3 separate regions of the Homo sapiens genome follow, and all the other regions are linked to region 2. Evidence: chromatin loops called from intact Hi-C (ENCODE). Cell type or tissue: Calu3. All regions are shown on one strand. Region 1 has its middle 18 kb from the start of RHAG. Region 2 holds the start of CRISP3 (cysteine rich secretory protein 3). Region 3 has its middle 17 kb from the start of C6orf141.

The links. A loop is a pair of places that touch in the nucleus more often than their neighbours do. Peaks named below come from ENCODE experiments on the same cell type or tissue, not always from the same donor. Only the 100,000 strongest peaks of a DNase experiment are listed, where the experiment ranks them.
Region 1: a loop joins it to region 2, with 2.1 times the contacts of the local background. A loop is called at or near these places in 3 of 110 quality-filtered maps.
Region 3: it touches region 2 in a loop (2.3-fold over the local background); 2 of 110 quality-filtered maps call a loop at or near these places.

What each region holds. Positions count from the first base shown.
Region 1 is chr6:49,650,956-49,658,955 of GRCh38, forward strand. No RefSeq gene overlaps it. Among named protein-coding and RNA genes, the nearest start is that of RHAG, 18 kb to the left of the region's middle. In Calu3, no CTCF peak of the experiment used is centred here; no DNase peak of the experiment used is centred here.
Region 2 is chr6:49,741,283-49,749,282 of GRCh38, forward strand. It overlaps CRISP3 (cysteine rich secretory protein 3), which reads right to left and starts at 3,106. Exons shown (of 8, transcript NM_006061.4): 1 at 3,049-3,106. The coding sequence starts at 3,085. In Calu3, no CTCF peak of the experiment used is centred here; no DNase peak of the experiment used is centred here.
Region 3 is chr6:49,529,256-49,537,255 of GRCh38, forward strand. No RefSeq gene overlaps it. Among named protein-coding and RNA genes, the nearest start is that of C6orf141, 17 kb to the right of the region's middle. In Calu3, a CTCF peak has its summit at 3,078 (motif pointing right); no DNase peak of the experiment used is centred here.

The DNA.
Region 1 (8,000 bases), 90 kb before region 2:
AACATTTGAAGCTGCAGAAAAAAAAGAGACGGTTTAAAACCTTAGTTTCATGGTTGTTTTTAAACTTTTGAACACATGATAATTTAATCTTCTGAAAGCTGATATTCTGTCAAGGTGGGGGACTTGAGAGGAAAGGCAAGGTGACTTTTGGATAATGCCACATAATATTCACAGACAAAACAGTAGTGTTCTTTTACTATTCTGGATGATATCAAATGTTGGGACAAGGCTTTTTTTGGTATTGCTTGACTCCTGGATGTGTGTGAAATCAATGAAGAGTTACACATCCTCCTCCAAAAAGGCCTTTTTTCAAGGCTTTGTTAGTGATCTGCAGCATACAGTCCGTTGGAGACTGCCATCACTTACGGTCAAGTTGTCTTTCAACTGATGAACTGTTTGCCATCTTACATGTATCTGCTGTACTCTGAACTGATATAGCAGCTTGAGAACTCCAAACCTTACAGAAACACATAAATGTATTGCATAATACATTATATACTGGATAAATTATGAACACTCCTGAAAAATGCCACTCTCTTAACTTACTCCAGACTTCCCTCTCTCAGGAATAATTGTTTATTCTTCACATTCCAACCATGTTCTATTCTCTTAAATACTGTTTTTCCCCTTTACAAGTCTTGTGTTCAGCAACTTCTGCTCCTTAACACTTTAAGCCAAAAATTATTAAGTATTATAATGAGCTCCTCAAAATCTAGATCTTCTCTACCTAGTCAAATCATTATACATACCTTAAGTATGCTCTTCACAATTAAGCTAGGCCAGAGTCACTTCTTTTTTCCGGTGACTTTTGTTTTGGATTTAAATCTTTACTTGTACTGTCTAAGAGGGCCATCACTGTCCTCTCAAAAAACTATCTTCCATCTATTTATCATTGTCCCCACTCAATTTTTCTCCTCTGCAACAGCTTTCCTAATTACAGTCTGTTCTCTGTATCTGTGGGCTTGGCATTTGTGGATTTGAAAATATTAAGAAAAAATTCCATGTTGAATCTATGCAAATGAAATGAAGTGTAGGCATTGTATTAGATATTACAAGCACTCTAGCAATCATTTAAAGTTTATGGGAGGATGTGCATACGTTAATTACAAATACTAGGTTATTTTACATAAGAACTTGAGCATCTGCAAATTTTGGTGCCTGCATGGGTCCTGGAACAAATCCCCATAGCCACCAAGGGATGGCTGTGCTTCATTCCCCATCCCCTTCAATGACTTACTACACCCTTACCCCTTTTATATTTTCCTTCAATTTTAACATTTAATCATAATAATCATAATCACTTGATATAGTTAATTATTTTGTGTATATATATAGTGTTCCAACTCAGTTTAAAGCCTTTGAGAGGCAGAATATGTGCTAAGCATTTATCTTGCTCACGTTGAACTAGATAATAAGTATAGCATTCCAAGGAATGCTAAAACATTTTTGCATTTCTCAGCACTATTGCTTACACCAATCCAGACACAGGTGGGAAAATTTGTAAAATTAGGCTAGGCCAGAGATTTTTTAACCTTTTTTGTGTCATAAAGCCTTTTGAGAATCTAATGAAAAGTTTAATTGCTTTTCATGAGAAATTGTCAAACATTCATATCTGCAGTATTTTGCATGCACTGTCAAAGGATTCATGAATCTTTCAGAGTAACCTTCCCATGAACTTCAGCATAAAAACCTCTGAAACAGAGCATAAGTTCTTGACTTAATAATCTTCACAATTTTATCTATATTTTGTCTATTCAGATATGACAATTTTCTCTATATTTTATCTATTCAGATATGAATCATAGAACTTGCTTTGATGCAAGATTGTCTCAGATCTAGTTTTCAGAGACTTTTAAATACCACTCATGAATAATTATTTAATAACATTGATTATGAAAAACACTTCTCCTTGTAGGAACGCTACAGACTGTAGATGCCTTGGGACATTGCCCATTCATAAAAGGTTGCCTGAGGAAACTGTTTTTCAAGGTGAAGTGACAACCAGTGCCATGTGAGATTAAAGTTTAAGAATAATATGATAATTTATTGAGCATTTATAACTCTGTTAGCTGATAAGCACTTTTCCTGTATTCTTTCACTGAATCCTCCCAAACACTTGATATAATAGGCATTATTTTACTCTTTTCTTAAATAAAGAAACTCAAGGCCCAAGAAACTAAGGAACTTGACCTAAGTCACAGTGCTAGTAAACGCTGGAATTAGAATTTGAGCTCATTGAATAGTCTCTGGAGCCTCTTCCCATAATCATGATGCTATATTACCACTCTGATTTTGAATGACTCCACACTCAGAGAACATGTCTTTGGACAGAAAGTGCACTTTCCTTTACGCACCCCTTTCCTTTTGACCATCTTTTATTCTGGAACCAAATATACAGGAAATTTTGGCATAACCATTGTATCTTGAGTACCATGAAATGCAATTCTATTTGTTTAGGCAGAAGACATTTTTTCCTTAATCCAGCTCTAGCTACAATCGTTTACAGCCCTCAACTTAATCAATATTTATAGAATAGCACTGTTATTCCTATACTCAAACAGTTTTTTGCCATTGTGAAAGAAGGAAGAAGACCAGCAACTTATCTCAGGACTCTTGAAAGTTTGTCAGTGCCCTTTAGTACCAAGTATACCTTTCATTTTAAAAGCGCTTTGTAGTTTTCCTTTTCTCTTGTGCAATTCTGTGCAGGGAATTTTACTGACTCTTATTTCAAAAAGGAAAAAGGTAATGGGTAATTGAAAGGGCAAAGACTTCTGGCTCTAAATTTAGCATTCTCTGTATTTTATTCAGTATTACCATTCTTGCAGGCTTTGAAAGTTATGAGATAGTCCCAAGCTCTTGATAGAGTAAAGCAGTAGGTAAATAGCTGTCTTTAAATATATTATAAGATTTTGAGATATTCAGTGAGTTATTTCCGTGCCCAGCTTTGGTTTTAAAATTAACAGCCATTAAGTCTTCAAAAAAAATAAGTTTAGGTCATCATGATTCAATACATTTTTAGATAACCTATTCTCTAAAAGTAATCTTCCTTCTTTTCTTCTTTCCTCCCTTCCTTCCTTCCTTCTTCCTTCTTCCTTCTTCCCTCCCTCCCTCCCTTCCCTTCCCTTCCCTTCTCCCCTCCCCTCCCCTCCCCTCCGCTCCCCTTCCCTTCCCTTCTCTTCTCCTCTCTTCCCTTCTTTTTTCTCTTTTCTTTTCCTTTCCTTTCCTTTCTTTTTTCTTTTCTATCTTTCTTTCTTCTTTCTCTCTCTCTGTCTATTTTCACCACATTCAATTCCTTTCTTCTTCTTCTTTTTCTTTTGTAGTGAGAATACTTAAGGTCTACCCTATTAGCAAAATTCAAGCATACAACACAGCATGGTTGATTATAGTTACCATGCTATATATTAGATCTCCAGAACTTACTCATTTTGCTTAACTGATACTTTGTACCTTAAAACAACATCTCCCAGATTTTTCCTCCTTCTCTCCCTTGGCAACTACCATTCTACTCTCTGCTTTTATGGCATTGACTATTGTAGATTCCACATGTAAGTGAAATTATCCAGTATTTCTCTTTCTGTGTCTGGCTTTTTTCATTTAACATAATGTCCTCCACATTGATCCATGTTGTCACAAATGGCAGGATTACCTTAAACCGAATGATATTCCATTGGGTTTATATTCCACATTTTATAAAACTGACAATTTTAAATTATCAAGTAAGTAAATAAGAACATCATTGCTAGAAAGGAGGCAGAAAGCCAGGGATGTAAAATTACTCCTTTCAGGTAGAATTTCTGAATACTTGGTTTAAAATCTAGTACTAAAGTATAGTACTAGATTTAAATCTATACTTTACTACTAGATTTAACTAGTTTCATAGTACTCTGTATACATATGTGTGTGTGTTGCATATATTTTGTGTATATATAGGCCATATGTATTTTGCTTGCTATTTTAAAATATCAATTTGTACATTTTCATCCTTTCTTTCTTGACAGCTTTCTTCTTCTTTCTCTTCACAGATTAATAAAGTATGCTGTAAAAATTAGGAGATGACAAGACATTTATAGGGGCTTCCCACACATTCAGGGGGCTTTGTGAAGAGACAGTTTCAATCTGTTTTTCTGTGTTATATTCATAGATCCTGCCTGTTGCATGGAGTAATGAAGAACAGAGAACACACATAGCAGCAGATGGAGTAGAGACATCCTTAAAAGAGGGGGAAAAACCCGGTTTTTAACAATTGCAATTATTTTGCACCTCTCCCAGAGTGACTGGTTTGTCATCTCCCAGGAACAAGCAGCGACAATAGCCTTCCTCCTTGCAGAGCCTCTGTCACTCAGTTTAACCCCACAAATGACCTCACAAACAACTCATCTCATTATTCTTCTCTAATGAGAAGTACACTGATGATGATGATCATCATCATCATTTTGATGTCAGTCTAGTACTTACCTCTTCTTAGATACAAACACTAAAAGTAATAATCCTTCACAACTTATAACTTTTTTTTCAGCATTTGAGTCTCACGATCTTATTAAACTATTATCTCAGTTTTGCTAAGTACGGTGTTTCCCAAAGTATGATCTATAGAGAACCTACATCAGCAACATTTGGGATGCTCGTTAAAGTACAGATTCCTAGATCTTACATAATTAACATTTCTGAAGATGACAAACATGAATTTTAAACAAATTCCTCACATAATCTTTATTCATACTCACGATTGATAGCTACTAGAACAGTACATTCAGATCTCAATGTGCTTACATCCTCCCATGGCTTCTCCCTCAACCATGAGAATAAATTTATTATATGTAATTTGCAGCGATAAATCCACAATACACCTGGGTATGTTTTGGATTGTTAGAAGTTCTGAAGCACACTCTTTCTCATCTAGGTTTTGTTTTCTTAATTTAATTTGTTTTCCAAGTCAATATATTTTTCCTAACTAAATTTCTTGAACTTTAGCCATGTGCTAGAAAGTTTTTTGAAATAAATTGTATTCTCCATTCTGGCAAACAATGGCACTGTATTTCTGTGTTTCTGGAAGAAGACAGAAAATTATTTGAGGGACTATTTTCTCTATTCTCTTATCTTAGATGCATAAAAGTGAGGTTACTTTATTATGTATGATGAATGCCTTAAGGCAGCGGTTTTCAAACTTTTTGGTTTCAGAACCTTTTTATACTTTTAAAAATTAGTGAGGATTCAAAGAGCTTTAGCTTACATGGCTTACAGCCATCAATATTTACCCTATTAGAGCTTAAAATAATTCTATTACCTATTTCCATATTGTAAAACTCATTAAAATTTATGTTATTCTCAGAACAGATCAGAAAGACCGATGTCATATGTGTGCACATATATATTATATATATTTATATATATAATTGTTTCTTAGCTGCTGATAAATTTGTGATCTAAAAATTGTGTCATGTTCATCTTTGCAATTCTTATAAAATATGCACTCAATGAATATTTGCTAAGCTGAATTGAAACAGCTGAAATAACAGTAAACTGGTTGAAAAAGAAATTACTTCCTCTAAAAATTGTAGTTGCCTACACTTCCTGCTTAAATTTAAAAAAATACATCTAGTGGCATACTATTGGAGAGAAGATTTTAAACATCATTCAGATCACAGGCTAATACATTATCTTCTGTTGACAGCACTGAAGACTTGCTCTAAAGAGTCTTCAAATGCTCAACAGCAAAGAGATAGATTATGTATAAAGCAGAATCTTCCTTTATGATCTTTGACATTTTTGAAAAATTAATGACAAGTATACTATCAATGTGTAACTTTCAACTATCAATTTGCTATCAACGTGCAATTTTATCCTCCTTAAGCCCGTATGCCAATGAAGATGAATATCAGTTCTAAATGTGCAGCAGATAGATGGGTATAATTAGAAAAGTTCTGAACTGGAACATTTAGATTTGAGTTTCAGCACCAATACTATCTGGCTGTGTGATATTTTAGAGTCAGCAACCCTGAACTTTAAATTTTTATCTTTCCAATTAAGAGGTTGAATTATTATAATTCTGAAACAAGGTTGTGGTAAAATGTCAAAAACTGGAGACTATCTCTAGCAGGTTATTTTAATTTTAGGAATTATCAAAAAGTCTCAAGAGGACACCCTAAATACTCTCCTCACATTCCTATGATACTATTTCCCTGAATACAGTTAGAACTTTTATTGGGTTAAAATGATAAGCCCTTTACTTTTAGCTGTATAGCAAAATATTTTTACATGCACAATTTTTGGAGGCAACAGCAGGAAATTTATAAACATTTCTCTTTGTTGAACAGTTTTTACCCTCTAGATCAGGAGAAAAGGCAAATATTGTCCAGATTGTATTTTAAACATGTTCATTCTTAACTAAATTTGATAGTGTGGGCATTTGGGAAAGTTCTTTCCAGTATCTCAGTTCTCAAAGGACAAAAATTCTGCCCATGTTCTTTAGAAATAAAACTTTGCAAAGATAGTTTTATTTTTACTTACCAATATGTTATTTTTCACATGGTATTAACCCATTGACAGACAATTTACATAGTAAAATAATTTACACGAAAATATAATGTTTTCTAATTTTAAATGCATAAAAATCACAGGTAACTGTTCAGAAAAGGATTATTATAATTGTCACTTGCACACCCCAACCTTCATATCTTCTTGAGTTAATGTATACCATAACTTGACTGTAAGATTTTTTACCAAAGAGGCCAAACCTATTTGTCGCTAGATAATCTATACAACTCTTCAACATTATTATGACGTAGTATGTGTTCAATAAATATCTATGTGGTAATGATAGTAGAAAAAATGAAATTAATGAGAGATTAGAAAACAAAAAGTCACTATCCAAAATATGTTAGAGTTAAAAAGAAAGTCTATAAAATTTAATAAAGCTAATGATAGAAATTAACAACAAAACTTTAATATTTTTCTTATCTTCATGAATTGCCAAAAAGTACTTTTAGGTGGAAATAACTTTCTGTGCATTTGAGATTTATACAGATTCTATTTCTGTTTCTTTGTTTCTGTCACCACATGAATTATTCACAATATTTCCCAGAATGTCTATTGTCCCACATTGTCTATTGTTTCTGTCTTTATGTTCACATGTACCCAATGTTTAGCTGCCACTTATAAGTGAAAACATGCAGTATTTGGTTTTGTTTCTGTATTAATTTGCCTTAGATAATGGCCTCTAGCTGCACCCATGTTGCTGCAAGGGACATTATTTCATTCTTTTTTTATGTCTGCATAGAATTTTATAGCACGTATGTAACACCATTGATAGACACCTGGGTTGATTCCATGTCTTTGCTATTATGATGAGTGCTGCACTAAACATATGAGTGCAGGTGTCTTTTTGGTAGAACAGTTTATTTTCCTTTAGGTATATACCCAGTAATCCCACATATACAGAATATATACCCAGTAATGGGATTGCTGGCTGGAATGGTAATTCTATTTTTAGTTCTTTGAGAAATCTTAATCTGCTTTCCATAGTGGCTGAACTAATTTGCATTCCCACCAACAATGTATACACTTTTCCTTTTCTCTGCAACCTCACCAACATCTGTTATTTTTAGACTTTTTAAATAAAGATCATTTTGACTGGTGTGAGATGGTTTCTCATCGTAGTTTTGATTTGCATTTCTAGAATGATTAGTAATGTTGAGCATTTTTTCATATACTTGTTGGCTGCTTGTATGTCTTTTTTTGAGAAGTGCCTGTTCATGTTCTTTGTCAATACAAAGACTGTAAAAAAATATCTCTGGGAAGGGTGATACAGCCAACAATTTCCCAACAATTTCTTAGGGACCTAGCAGATGTGGGACTGGAACCCTGAAGCTCCCAGGTAACTGGTTGAGACAAGGCAGATGAGAGAGCCTCTGAAAAGGAGAAGGATTTTTTTTAAGAGATGAGAGAGAGAGAGGATATAAAGTAAACTTTATTAATTTAATTGTTTTACCTACAACTATATC
Region 2 (8,000 bases):
TTAGCTTGACTACTTCCTCCCAATGCTGTTTTTTCCTGAAATGTAATCTGAGGAGTGGATATAATTCCGGGATTGACTCATAAAAGACGTAAGAATAATAGTAAATAATACATAAGCCCACTTCATAAATGAATTGCAAGAATCCTAACAAAATATTAACTCATCAATTTCAAAAATATATTAAAAATATCATGACCAAGTAAAATTATATGAGGACTGCAAGAATAATTCAAAATTAGAAAATTCATTGGTAAAATTCATCACATTAACAGACTAAAGCAAAGTAATATGACAAAAAATACGTCATTAAATTCAACCCCTGTATGTAGTTTTTTTTTTTTTTTTTTTTTTTAAAGAAAAAATAGAAGAGATCATTACTTTGGTAGGAAGCATATACTGCAAATCTATACCCAATATAATGGTTATTGGAGAAATTCTAGGTGCATTTCATTTAATATTGGGAACAAGAAAAGAATGACTAACACTTTTATTTAACACAGTACTGGAGAGATCCTAATCAAAGCCATAAGAAAAGAAAGTATATACATATATATATATATAATATATACAAGTAATGTAATGTATACATTTTATGTTATATATAATAATATAAAATATATTATTATATATAAAATATTTGTAACTTTTGTAAGAGAAGACGTAAAATTGTTATTGTTTTCAAATGATAAGATCATCTATCTGGAGAACACACCAAAATTAACAATTTTGCTAGATGCACTATCAACTTACAAAAATACCATTTCTATTACTGGAAACACTCAACTAGAATATAAGATTTAAGAAACACTTATAACAGTTAAAAAAACTATACAGTATCTGGGAAACAACAAAACAAATTTAAAAATCCTTTTTGGAAAAAATCTTAAAACTTTAATAAAGAACATAGCAGAAGTTCTGAATAAATTGAGAGTTTTGTAATGCTTTTAAATGGTACATGTTAGCATAAAGATATCAATCCTAAACTAACCTGATAATTGTTTACTTTAATTCCAATACAAATTTTAAGTGGCTTATGAATAACTGAGTAAACTTTTAAAAGAAGAATTGCTTGGGCGCAGTGGCTCATGCCTGTAATCCTAGCACTTTGGGAGGCCAAGGAGGGTGGGTTGCCTGAGCTCAGGAGTTTGAGACCACCCTGCGTAACATGGTGAAACCTCGTCTCTACTAAAACTACAAAAGTTAGCCGGGCATGGTGGTGCATGTCTGTAATCCCAGCTACTGGGGAGGCTGAGGCAGGAGAATTGCTTGAAACTAGGAGGTGGAGGTTGCAGCGAGCCGAGAGTGTGCCACTGCACTCCAGCCTGGGCGACAGAGCAAGACTCCATCTCAAAAAAAAAAAAAAAAAAAAGGAAGAAGAAAAGAAAAAGAAAAAAAAGAAAGAATTAATTGGGTTATCTTTTCATATTAGTTATTAAGATAGACTTCAAACATTTGTTGACAAAAATTTAATATTATTGTAGGAACAGATAAATCAACTGGTGGAGGAAAATACAAAACTTAAGAGACAGACCAAACATCGTAACATTAAAAAGCAAAGGAGGAAGAACAGACTATAGAAATATTTTAAAGGATTACGTGGATTAGAAAAGATGTCAAAAGCATTAACACATGTGAGTATAATGTGTGCACTATAGGTATAGACACATTTATAAACTAGTCACAGCACAGAAAAGTATTTGATGCAATATTTTCTTACTTAAAATTTAATAGTTAATCTTTATTCTGATCACTTTCTTTCATCTTATTATGTATCTGTGATACAGAAAGCAGCCTATGCCAATATGCAAAGTTTGCAAAACTGCTAGACTTCATCAAGTAAGAAATTCGTAAAGATATCCAAATAAGAATAGCTGTCTTGCATTTCTTGAGAAGCACTTTTTTTTCAAGGATGAATTCCCTCCCTTTTACTTGAATTCAATAAATAACGTAACTGAAATTCATAGCAATTATCAGATTTACATTACTTGAGAATTCTGACACTCTTCCTCCCAATTCATCCCTGCCTGTTACAAATCAGAAGCCCCAATTTACCTCATAACTTATCAATGTAGGGTAACTCCCAGGCTTGAAACTTGTCATCAATTTAATTTCTTTTGATCCACTTTCAGAGGTCTTAGTCATACAGGCAGACATTCTAGATTTGGTTTTAACTAGCAGAAGAGGCAACACCGGATCTTCTATGGCTATTGCAAATACTCCCAGAGTTTCCTGGATAGCATTTAGCCACAGGGAAGAAAAGCATTTTACTTTAAAATCTTCTGTCTAGTGGTAAATAACCCCTTTCATGTTGTCATTAGGTAGTTCTGTGGTCTCCTACTATCTGACTCTTCAGAATCACTTCTAATATGCTACGGAAGATAAAGCCGTATGTGGAAATTGCTTCCTTAGATGAAATATGCACGATAGATATTATATTTAAATTACCTACATAAACATGACTGAGTAGACTGACTTTTGACTGAAAAACTTCTAAAAGCCTTTTTTTTTTGTTTTTGATCTGAGTGCATTTCATGAGGTAAATTGCATTTTATGTTGATGGTCTTTAATAAAATACTTTTTAATCTTGAGATCAGTGCTATAATTTTGTTTTGACCAATTTAAAACTTTTGCTATGGCATCCCATATAGCTGTATGTTTTAATATTAGTAAAAGTTACTGATGTGAAAGTATGCACACACATATATTCATAGTTTTTCATTTTTCTATTAAAAATAGTTCTAGTACAATTGTTTCCACAAGTCATAGACATGGGAATTAGTTATATTACTTTAGAATGAAAGGTAAAAATTTATTTAAATTTCAAACTGGATAAAAGTGCTTTTGGAATAATAAAGCTGTCTATGTATTAGCTTCTCAGCTTAAAATGAATATATTAAGATAATTACTCTCATTAAAAGTTATCAATAAACTTTGGAAAATTGTAGATAAAATATACGAATATATCACTTTATCATTGATAAGGTATAAATGTGTTGTTCACCTTGAAATAAATAATGTTCACCTTGAAATAAAGGAGTTATCACTTACCAGTGGTTTCCAGAGCAGGATGAAGTATTTGTTTCATCTATTGACAGAAGGAAGGTGCAGAGAGAGAAGGTTAGAGCCGTATATATGAAACACCTATTTCCTGTTTTGGCAAATTCTGGTTGTGCAAGTAACTCTAGATCAACAAGGCCTGAAACAGGATTTGTCATACCAGTAGTCTCAAATTTCATTGCTGGTTTTCTAGTCATGATTTTGAAATTATTTGGTGATTCCTCAAATGGCTTTTAAAAATAAATTGCTATATCAAGTTTTGTAATTGTGCATTTATTCTTTGAAGTTCATATATTACAATTTATCCATGTTTTTGCCAGTCAATAGTTTGAAAATTCTTAGCCCAATTATTAGCATCACAACATTAGAGTTTTCAGAATTATTTCTGTTGGATTGAAATTAAGCTCATAATTTTTATGAACTCTAGAGAACACAATGTTTTTTACAGCTATCTAAAATGTTTATTAATAATCTATTGGACATTACTGTTTTGGATAATAATTTTATCTTTAATGTTTGTAAATACAAGGCCACAGTGACTTTCAGAACTCAATGGCCAAACACACCATAACTCATTGGTATTTCTATATTCAAAGATGTGCTGTATTTACTTGTATTTTCTGGTTGTATAAAATTAAAGATAATATTGATCTCCAAGCTAAATTATCATTATTTGGTTCTGTTCATCTATGGAAGATGTCAATCATTCCAGGCTTGTTTCCATAGCACAATAATGAAGTGGGGTGGACTAACAATTTCAGATTTCCTCTGATTCTAAAATACAATAATCTTAAATATTGAGTTTATATAAATAAAGAAGTATAAATTAATAAATCACAAGTAGCATATACATAGCACGCAGACATTTCTGCATGCTCATATTGGCATATAGATTGCACCTTGTGGTGCATAATTCAATAGTTTCTGTTCATTTTCATTTTTATATTTAGCTTTATTGATCAATGTGACAAAATGTATAATCACAGATCAATGTCTACACAATAGGCACATTTTAAAATTATAGTTAATTTTGAGTTCAAGAATTGGATACTTCTAAATGTCTGTTATAAGAGAGTTGAGAACTCAGAAACTCAGGTCAGATTTTACCATTAAAAAATGGTTAACCATTTGCTGCCATGTCTCCAAGTAACTCCTAGAATCTGTTTACTTTATGAACATGTGAAGTGGAAGCTCTCAATAAACCAAATCAGCTATGTGGAAAAAATCACCATGGAACAACCTTCTACACAATCCTCTTTCTGTGGCAAAATGTATTTTGTGGGGAAGGACCAGACCCAGAAGCATCCACAGCCCATTCTCTTCTCTACTTAGTGGTGTAGAATGTTGTTAAAAGCTTGATATTTCTGTTTTAATGGAAATGGGCTAAATTTCTATACCAATGTGTATTGGGAAATTTTTATATTTTATTATTTTATTTTATATCATATTTTATTTTATTTGAAGCAGGATCTCACTCTATCATCCAAACTGGAGTGCAGTGGTTAGATCAGAACTCATTGTAGCCTTGAATTTCTGGGCTCAAGGGATCTCCTATTTCAGCTTCCCAAGGAGCTGAGACCATGGTGTGCACTACTATACACAGCTAATTTTTTAAATTTTTTTGTAGAGACAGAGTCTTGCTATGTTGCCCAGCTAGTGTCGAATTTCTGGCTTCAAGCAATCCTCCTGTCTTGGCCTCCCAAAGTTCTGGACTTACAGGCATGAGCCACAGCACCTACTTTATTAGGAAATTATTATTCTGATTGTAAATTTTCATATTTATCATAAATGGGAATAATATTAATTGTATTTAATTGTGATACATAATATATGTAAGCTGCCTGCCATGTAGTAAGTATTTCCAGTGTTAATTCTCTCCCACTTTATGCACTTTTCTTCTGTATCTAGACAAACCTACCCCTAATATTTGTAAGCTGTGGGATTGCACTTGAGTTTTAGGACATGGTTTGACTTACTAAGCTATAGGCAGTTCTGTGAGAAATTACCATAAGTAGACACAAAACAGTATAAAAAGGAAAAATATTTTTGCCTCATTATTCAAACTTGATAGTTTTTCTCTAACTTTTTACTGAGTTATGACTAAATGACCACTAGATGCACCATGATGTAGAAGGCATTTTGCTTGTCAAATATTGGTACATTTATTATTAAGCTAAATAAGTATATGTGGTCTTTTTGGGTCACAAAATACCATACACACGTTGGACTGACAGACTGACTTCAATCTGACCTTAAGTGTCCAAAATGGCTGTTTCTAGTCACCTTTGTTCTCTCATTTCCCATGATTAGGTTGTCTTTTCTGTATTTACGTGTCCCAAGGTCATTGCTGGCCCTTCATGATCCATGTCTCCCAATTTTAGCAGTGAGTGTCTTCCAGCTCTTATTTGGATATCTAAGTTCCATCTTAAAAGAGCAAATAGTTTGTTCCTGTATATACATTTTAATCTATTCCCACTATTCTATTGAAACTTATCAATGAGTCTCTTAGCGACTGTTGCTATTAATCATTACATTTTGTTTTAGGAATGCTCCTTTTCTTACTCTTTAAAATTATTCTTCTATTCCTATGCTTTGACTAGTACAGTGTAACCAGATTGTCTATAATATGAATAAATAAAGCACAGCTTCCATCTCTTCCTAGTCAGCCCTTCTCTCATCTTAGATACAACAACATCTGAATGCTGCCTTCCTGGGATTTCTACACTGACCACCCAAAACTGACTAGTTATTACAAGGGCAACTGGGATCCCTGCCTTACAGCTGAACTCTTGACCCAGCTTTTTATGACTTTTACTTCCCCATTATTACCAACTACCTATAGTTTACTGATTACAGTCTTTGGAAATTGCCAGGTCTGAGAAATCCTTTCTGAGCTTCAGTTTTCTCTTCTCTGAAATGTGAATTTTCATATCATACGTTGGTTTTAATGACTGAAAAGCATAATTTGTGTATAAAAATGTACTGAATACATAATTAAACTATTAGTGCGATGCTTGGCATGTGACACTCAATAAATGGAATTATTAACATTTGTATTATTATCCCTTCCAAAGCCTGGTATTTCCTGAGTACATAAAAGTCTTCCACGAATGCATTTTGTTTGATTGAACTGCCAATTCAGGAGTCTTTATAAGAAGTCTTTCTTGTTTTAGGTATTTAGGAAACAATCATAGTTTAACCAGAAATTCAAGTGTTTAAGGTGCAGTTCTATCAAAGCCTGTCAGGGTGACTTTAACAAAATGATTGAGCATCTCTCATTTTCTGTATCCTCACCAATAAATTAAGGAGCACAGACTCAGGTGCATTTTAGAATTAGAATTAATTTTACTCTGCTCTCATTAATAAATAGTAGATTTATAAATCAGTTGTTGTTTTGTTGAATTATCCTTTAATATAATGGTTTAATTTAGTGACTTATTAATTTCCAAGAAAGGTATAGTCTGTGTGTCAATTTATTTGCATTTTTCTCTTGCTTCCTCAGTCCCTTTGGTTAATATCCTGATTACTTTTTGTCACTCAATGCCTAATTATATGAGTGAAATATCAGAATTATAAATTATTTATGTGTTTCACCATTCAGTGTATTATTTATTACACACACACAAACACACATGCACACACCCATATAAGATCACACGATCTTAGGTCAGGTTTGCAAGAAATACACTGAGACACAAATTACATTGGCTCTGATTTATTGAGGAAGTACATTGCAGCAGAAAGGAAAAGAGTGAAGCAGGTCAGGGGAGGACAAAGAGCTAAAGAAGAATGTGTTCTCAGGTAAAATCTAGTCTTCCCTGATTAATAGAGGCAGTGCTGCAGACAGCCTTTTTAAACCTATGAACAGTCAGTCATTAGTAACAGTGGGGAGATGACAAGGTGGTTCTCCTCTGCCAAAGGCAATTCTCTTGAGAGGGGGCAGATGTGGGCACAGTAGCTAATTCTCACAACATCTGGGGGACAGAAGCATTGCCTCTGGGATGGGATCTCTGTGCAATACCTAAACAGCATCCACCATAATATGGGATAATATTTGCATTATTACAATAGTTGCATATTATAAAGATGATGTAAAAAACAGTGAAGGTGCTTATCATGATCACATGATTCATTTATCTCATTTTAAAAGTGAAGGAGCAGACAAAATAACTTAAAAAGTCCTTCCATATTTAAAATTATGTATGTCTCTGTTTAAGGAAAAGGGAAAACAAGGCTCTGTCTTGCTTCTTTCACTAATTGGATGTATTTGTTTGCTAAGTCCTTGACTCTTGCTAGTCTTGGTTTTAATCCAATTCTGTTTTCTTGCCTGTAAAATAGAGACAAAAATAATACCTAGTGTTGTGAGGATCAAAATGTTGGTGTGTAGAAAACATTTTTTGACTGTACTAACCTGAGTGCTAAGAGAACTGAAAAATTCTGTCCCTGAGTTACTGAAGCAGTAAGACTAGCATGTGAAAAAAAAAAACTGTAGAAAAACATATGAATCCACGTGATTGGTGATAATATCTGTATTGCCCATTGTAATGGCTGTAAGAATTCAAGTAGAGGAATACACTTTATGGGTAAATAAAAGATGTTTATATACCAAAAATTGGAGATGAGTTGGTATTAATGGATGAACAAACTTTGGGCCCGAATGAAGTTAACAAATCCAACTTTGATTTTTTTCAATGTACATATTTATTTTTAAAATTGACATACAAAATCGTATGTATTTATAATGAACAACATGTCTTGTAGTAGAGTAAGTCCTCATACATCACAAATAGGTCCTGGAAAATGATGCATAAAAACAGCATTTTTTTCTCATTGACATTATAATGATATGATGTTGAAAAAAACGATGTTATTAAAAGATGTGCTGTATGTTGTTTCACTTGAAGTCGCAGTTTCCAAAAATGTATTGACTGTGTTAAATGAGG
Region 3 (8,000 bases), 210 kb before region 2:
CTATTAAAAATACAAAAATTAGCTGGGCATGGTGGCACATGCCTGTAAGCCCAGCTGCTTGGGTGGCTGAGGCATGAGAATCACTTGAATCCAGGAAGCAGAGGTTGCAGTGAGCCAAGATAGCGCCACTGCACTCCAGCCTGGGCAACAGAGCCAGACTGTGTCTCAACAAAAAGAAGTAGGAAGAGGCTTGATTAACATAGGTTTTATTTGTTAATTCAAGGAAATTCTTCAATGTAATATAAAAACCAAAAAAAAAGCCTTAAGCAGCGCATTAATCTGTTTGGAAATTAGTTGGGAGGCTATAAGCTAAGCAAAAGGTGGTGGTAGCTTGGATCTGAATGCTAGCAATGATAATGGTGAAAAGTGAACAGTTACTTAAACTATTTAAAAGGAAGAGTTGTCAGAACTTAATAATTTAGTGGCTGTAGGGTATGCTGAGAGAGAAATGTCAAGGATGACTACTGGGCTTCTACGTTGTGAAAGCCACAGCTGGTGATAGTTTTCACTGAGATCAGAAACCCTGGAAAAATCTCAGATCTGGAGCAATTTGTAGCAGGGAAAATTGTTTGTTCAGTTTTGGGATGTTGAGTTTTGAAACATGCAAGTGATGGGACCAAGTTGGATATTTGAGTCTAAATCTCAGAGAATTTATTTGGGATAGATGTATTGACTTAGATGATAACAGATATAGATATAGATATAGATATAGATATAGATATAGATATAGATATAGATATAAATATAGATATAGATAACAGATAACTGATATAGATGATAACAGAAGCCATGAATTTAGCTGAGGTTGTCTAGGACTGAACCTTAAATGCATCAACTATTTAAGGCAAGGGAAAAGAAAGGCTCTGGAATAGGAGAAGGAGCAGCCAGAAGATAGGAGGAAAGCCAGGAGATGACTCCCATGGAAGAGAAAGAAGAAAAATTTAAAAATGGAGGGATGGTCAATGGTGTCAAATTATGCTGAGAGGTCAAGAATACATTAGGAATGAAACATCTTCATTCCATATTTCACTCTCAAATATTTTAAACATATGTACCAAAAAGAAGCCAGAAACTGCATATTGCATAATCCTGTTTCTATAAAGTTTAAAACCAGGCAAAATGAATCTATATCTGTAGAAGTCAGGAAGTAATTACCCTTCAGAAGGATAGTAAGTAAAACTGGACATGAAATGGCTTCTGGATTTCCAGTAATATTCTGATTCTTGACTTGGGTGGGTTACAAAGGTGTGTTCACTTTGTAACACTTTGTTACACAGCTGTGTTCCACTTGGTAACACAAGTATGTTCCCTCCAGCCCTGACTTAGCCAGGCCCTTCCCTGCTGGGCTCAGTCTTTCCATAGGCAAATCTGCATGACTAACCACCTCCTCCTCGCCCCCTGTGAGTCAGGGCCTAGAGCATATGATTATCAAGCTATATAATTATGATATATCTACTTTTCTGTATGCAAGTTGTACTGCAATAAGGAATATTCGTTAATAAAAAACAGGCCTGAAATCTGGAAAAAAAATGCATATTTCCATTACATAAAAATCCCACTTTTTAAAATTTATATTGGTATAATATAAAAGTATGCAAAGATTTGTATAAAAGGATGTTTATTACAGCATTGTGTGTAAAGGTGAAAAAACCTAAATATTTTAAGTAATTCACTGGTTAAATATAGTACAAGCATTCGATGAAATTTTATGGAGTACTAGAAAACTAGGTTTGGTGATACAGAAAAGATGTACATAATAACACTAAATGCAAAAACAATTACAGAAAATATGTGTAATCCATTTGAAATTCAACTGTGAAGGTAAAGAGGGGGCAAGTATGTAGGTAAATAGTTTTGAAGACAGTTTAATAGGTTTTATTAAAGGTAAAAGTTGGTAAATGGTGGCACGTATTTTATGGTGTGGCTATGGTTAGATATAATGATAAAGGGAGTCAGTACAGGCAACATGCTCAGCTTCCTGAGACGTGTGTTTCTCTGTTTGGGATAAATCTTGACTAGGTTTTGTAAGCATCTGTATATTTTAGCAAGAATGAGTATTCAGTCTGCCTAAGAATCACTGAAGAGACATAGAGGGGAATAACTGAAAATTCAACTGCTCAAACTTTGGGAGCAAGAGAGGGAAGTGCAATTGTGGGGAACATTTATACAGCCTCTAAAATAGAATCTCATTTAATAATACAAGATTTGATTCTGTTAATTTTGCATTTTTTTAGTCACTAAGTTTTGTTCAGTGATTTGAATTTTCAGAAAGAACATGAGATAAATATATATTAAATTTCCTTAAGCTGTCCTTGATACACCTCAAATTTTGTATCCTTTTTCTAACCTCAATAAATACTAGGGGCAAGGAAAAAATGACAATGAAAGTAAAAGGTAGCAGATGGAGTAACAAAACATGGAGTACAAATATTATTTCTTCCTTCTTGCCTGAAATGGTTGGATTAAAATTATTTGTTTCAGTGGGGAAAATGAAGATAGTAGAAACATAAAATACATATTTTTTTTTCTACATCAGTGTGGCTAGTTAACATTTCCTAAGCTTCTCATAGCCCAGGGTTCTCAATCCAAGCTCCAACAATAAAACCTAATCATTAATAACACTTTGCTTTTTCTGATCTTGGCCCTGAAGGATGGAATAAAAGAAGGAAGATAGTCATTCCTAGTGTCTCCTTTTTTCCTTACCCCCTCCCACCTCAGTAGTTCTAGTGTCATATGTGTTCCCAGGACTGTCCCAATTTTGTTCACCACTTGAGGAAATTTTTTCCTTGAGACAACTTGTTCACTTCTTAATCTTGCTCTAGTGACTTAAAAAATTACAAAACGCATAGCTAATGTCTGAATTTTCCTCTTACTAATTTATGTGCAATTTTCCCTTCCACCAACAGGTGTATGTGTTTCCAAGGCAAAATATGCTTTAGGTTTTAAACACTGTTTGTTACAAGACATTGCTTATGATAGGACTATGAGACATTCAGTTAATACTATGTAGTTATTGCAGTGAACACTAGATGTCAGATTTTACTTCTAGATTATTTCCCAATAGAGGGCGCACTTGAATTGTTTCTAAACATTTCATTAGAATTTTTGCCGCATTTTGAACTATTTCCTTTCAGCAGATTCCTATAAGCTTAACTACTATATCAAAGGATATGAACATTTTTAAATCTAAACATATAATGTGTAACATTTGTTTCAAATGATTGTGCCAACCTATCCCATTTGACCTCACTGTCCCAGAGCTGAGTAGTTCTTTTTTCTTTTTCTTTCTTTTCTTTTTTTTTTTTTTTTTTGTTGTTGTTGTTGTTGGTTTGTTTCTTTTTTAAGGCAGAATCTCGCTCTGTCGCCAGGCTGGAGTACAGTGGCGCGATCTTGGCTCACTGCAATCTCCACCTCCCGGGTTCAAGCAATTCTCCTGCCTCAGCCTCCCAAGTAGCTGGGATTACAGGCATGGACCACCACACCCAGCTGATTTTTGTAGTTTTAGTAAAGACGGGGTTTCACCATGTTGGTCAGGATAGTCTCGATCTCCTGACCTCGTGATCCACTCGCCTTGGCCTCCCAAAGTGCTGGGATTACAGGCGTGAGCCACCACACCTGGCCAAGCAATTGTTTTACATTGTAAGTGATGGATAACAAGATCTTGCTAATTTGATTGGGAGGGGAGCACTTATGTTTACTGGAATTTATGGGTCTTCGATTTTTAGCAAGATTATTGTCATCATTTTTAATACTCTTTTGCAATGATACAAATTATTTCTGTATACCTGCTAGATTCTTGCTGTATTTTTAAACCATTAACTACAAGAGACTGTTTACCTATTGAGAATATAAGGCCCTTTGTTATTTGCTGCAAAAATTTCAGACTTTTATTCATGTAATAGACTAATATTCATGTAATAGAATATTAGATATGATGCTTTTAAATCTTTTAAATATTTGACATTTCTATTCTATCAATCTTTTACTTTTATTTTTACATTGCTTTATTTTAAAATTTAAAAAGTTATTTTAAAATGTCATGAAATAAATCTTTATTACAAAAATTGAAATTGAACAGTATATAACTACATACATATAAAGTATACAGTGAGTTTCTAGTCTCTCATCTCTCATGCCTGCTACTTTCCAAGAATAACAATTGTTAATAGTTTATATATCCATCCAGAATTCTCTCCATATGTGTTTGTGTGTGCATATTACATAATAAAAACACATAAATATACTTTGTCACTTATAAAGTGGAATCACATCGTATATTGCTTTGCAACTTAGTTTTCAACTCAACAATATAGCTTGAGTATCTTTTCATGTTAGTTCATACAGATTTTTCTTATTTTATTTTAGATTCAGGAGCTACATATGCTTGTTTGTTACATGGGTATATTGCATACTGGGGAGGATTGAGCTTCCAATGTACCCAAAACCCAAATAGTGAACATTTTATCTAATAGGTAAATTTTCAACATTATCCCTCCTCACATTCTCCCCACTTTTGGATCCCCATATCAATTTTTCTTTCTTTTCCTCTTTTTTTTTTTTTTTTTTTTTTTTTGAAACAGAGTCTTGCTCTGGCGCCAGGCTGGAGTGCAGTAGCACGATTTCAGCTCACTGCAACCTCCGCCTCCCGGATTCTCCTGCCTCAGCCTCCCGAGTAGCTGGAATTACAGGCATGTGCCACCATGCCCGGCTAATTTTGTATTTTTAGTAGAGACAGGGTTTCACCATGTTGGCCAGGATGGTCTGGAACTCCTGAGCTCATGATCCGCCCACCTCAGCCTCCCAAAGTGCTGGGATTACAGTCATGAGCCATTGCCCCCTGCCTCTTTTTTTAATGATTATGCTAAAAATTGTATTCCACTCAAGATTCAGTGACTTAAGTCTTGTTCTAAAAATCTAATTGTTTGATTTTTTTTGCTTTTCATTATTATATGTAAATTTAGTGGTTTGAAGTTTTGTGTTTAATTAAATACATAAGAAATGTATTTTGGTTTGTGATGTGAACTGGTCTAATTTTATTTATTAACTATTAAGAAGTTTTCCAAGCAATATTTATAAATAAGAGACATGAGCCTTTTTAATAGCAATGACTTAAGTATTAACATATGTGTTCAAGTCACAAATGAGTTCATCATAATTAGTTCTTACCTATTTATTAAAAGATATCCAAGGTCTTATACTGAAGCGGTTCTACTTTGCCTTACTTGCTGGTTTTATTGGTAAAAGTAGAAAAATGATGTTTCTTTTAAAGTGTTCTATTATTTGTGGAAATATCTTCTTTTGAATAGGACACTCAACATTATGTTTATCTTTATTATATGTCAATTGTATGGGGAAAATACAAGTTTTTTTAATTTTTGACTTTCTGGGGCTAGATAAGTTTATTCTAGAGTTCACATGTAAAATAAATAGGTAAGAGTAGCAATACAAAGTCTGAAACAGCAAGATAAAAGAATAGGTTAACCTCACCAGTATTAAAATACACTATAAACCTTCTATAATTTTAAACAATGTAGAATGGTACATGATTATGCAGAACAGTAAGACAGAAAAAAAGTTCAGAAATAACAACAAATAGCTAGGAAAGTTTAGAGAAAGATAAAAGTGTAATCTCAAATCACCTGGGTAAAAATGCTATTTTAAATAAATGATAATGAGACAACTGTACAGTAATTTGAAAAAAGTAAAATAAAATTGGATCCATAACTCACACTCTATACCACAATGAATTCCAAATTAATCCAAGGTATAAAATAATTTAAAAGTGCAAGGTGGCTCATACCTGCAATCCCAGCATTTTGAGAAGCTGAGGCAGGAGGATTGCCTAAGCTCAGGAGTTCAAGACCAACCTGGGCAACATAGTTAGACTCTAGTCTCTACAAAAAAAAATTGTTTTAAAAAATTAGCCAGGTATGGTGGTGTGTGCCTGTAGTCCTAGCTACTCGGGGGGCTGAGGCAAGAAGATTGCTTGAGCCTGGAAGGGAGAAGCTGCAGTGATCTGTGATTGTGCCACTGCACTCCAGCCTGGGCAACAGAGCAAGACCTTGTCTAAAATAAAAATAAAAATAAAAAATAAATAAACAAATACTTTAAAAAAGAAGTCACACATTTACTAAAAGAAAACATGGGTTTGTTTTATTATAACCTAGATATGAGGTTATAATATCTAGGTTATAACAAAAACTACAAACCAAAACAAATTTAGAAGCAATAAAAGAAAAAAATTAAGCTCAGTACATTGAGTAGAAATGTATGGTGCATGTATGTAATTGTTCAATTGCAAAACAGCATAGCTACAGCAACAATACAAATGACAAACTAAGAGCAACAATTAGCAACTTATGTCAGAGATAAAGCGCTATTTTCTACAACATGTAAACAGTCCCAAAAATTGAGAGATGAAAAATATTTAAAACCGAACAGAAAAATGGGCAAGTGACATAGTTAATTCACAGAAAAATATAAACAAAGTGGCTGCTAATCATATGAAAAGATGCTTAAATTCACTCAACAGAAAAATGCTATTTAAACTATAATGAGATACGATTTCTAATCTATCAGATGGCCACAGTCAAAAATCTTGAAAATTAAATACTGACGAATTGTGGAAAATTGGCCTATATATACATTGGTACTGAGCACATAAAGTATTACATTTCCAGTGAGGGGAATTTAGTAATAGCTAATAAAGTACGTATGCATTTACTCAAGCAATTCAATGTCTAGGAATTTACCCTGAGATTTCCCCCGTGAATATAAAACAAATGTTTGCACAAAGTAATTCATGCTGATATATTATTTGTAGTTGCAACTTTTGGAAACAACCTAAATTCCCAAGGTTAATAATCTAGTTGAATAGATTATGATACGTGCACACAATGGAGCACTATTCTCCATGATATTTTTAAGTATGAAAAAAACCTAGGTGCACAAGAATAAGAAACACGTACATCAACATAGATCTCTACTTATTTTGCAAATAGCAACTCAAAAAAATTAAATCAGAAACTTTTAACAAAAAATGACCTATAAATAGTGGAGATTGGACTAAGGACACACTCCCTTGAATATATCCCTTTTACATAGTTTTGAACAAGGTATAAACCTGTGATTAAAAATAATATCAGGCTGGGTGCAGTGGCTCACGCCTGTAATCCCAGCACTTTAGGAGGCCAAGGAGGAATGATTGCTTGAGCCCAGGAGTTTGAGACCCACCTGGGCAACATAGTGGGACTCTGTCTCTAAAAAAAATTAAAACAGAAAAACAAAAAAATAAAAATAATATCTACTCCCTAGTTCTACCCACTGAAAAGACCTACAACTACTCCTGAGAAACAATGACCATTCCTAGTATCCAGATCTTTGTTTCTAATACATGTTAGGAGGAGTAAGACTTTTGATAAAAAGTCTACTTCTAGGTCCCTGGCAAGGAAAGATCATCTTGGGCAAGAAAGTAACAAAGTGGGGGCCGGGGCGCAGTGGCTCAAGCCTGTAATCCTAACACTTTGGAAGGCTGAGGCACGTGGATGACCTGAGGTCATGCCTTCGAGACCAGACAAGCCAACATGATGAAACTCCGTCTCTACTAAAAATACAAAAATTAGTTGGGCATGGTGGCACACGTCTGTAATCCCAACTACTCAGGAGGCTGAGGCAGGAGAATCACTTGAACCCGGGAGGCAGAGGTTGCAGTGAGCTGTGATCGCATCACCGCACTCCAGCCTGAGTGATAGAGGGAGACTGTGTCTCAAAAAAAAAAAAAAAAAAAAAAAAAAGAAAGAAAGAAAAAGAAAAAAAAGTAAAGAAAGAAAGTAATGAAGTGTGTGGACTAAATGTGATCTTGTCAAAAGTAAACAAAACTGGTGTAACAGAACTCTAACTTGCCAAATTTAGTATAATTTGAGCATCAAAAATAACAACAATGGCAATGAATAACAGACTGATTTTTAAAAAATACTTATGTCCACAATGATATAAAAGCA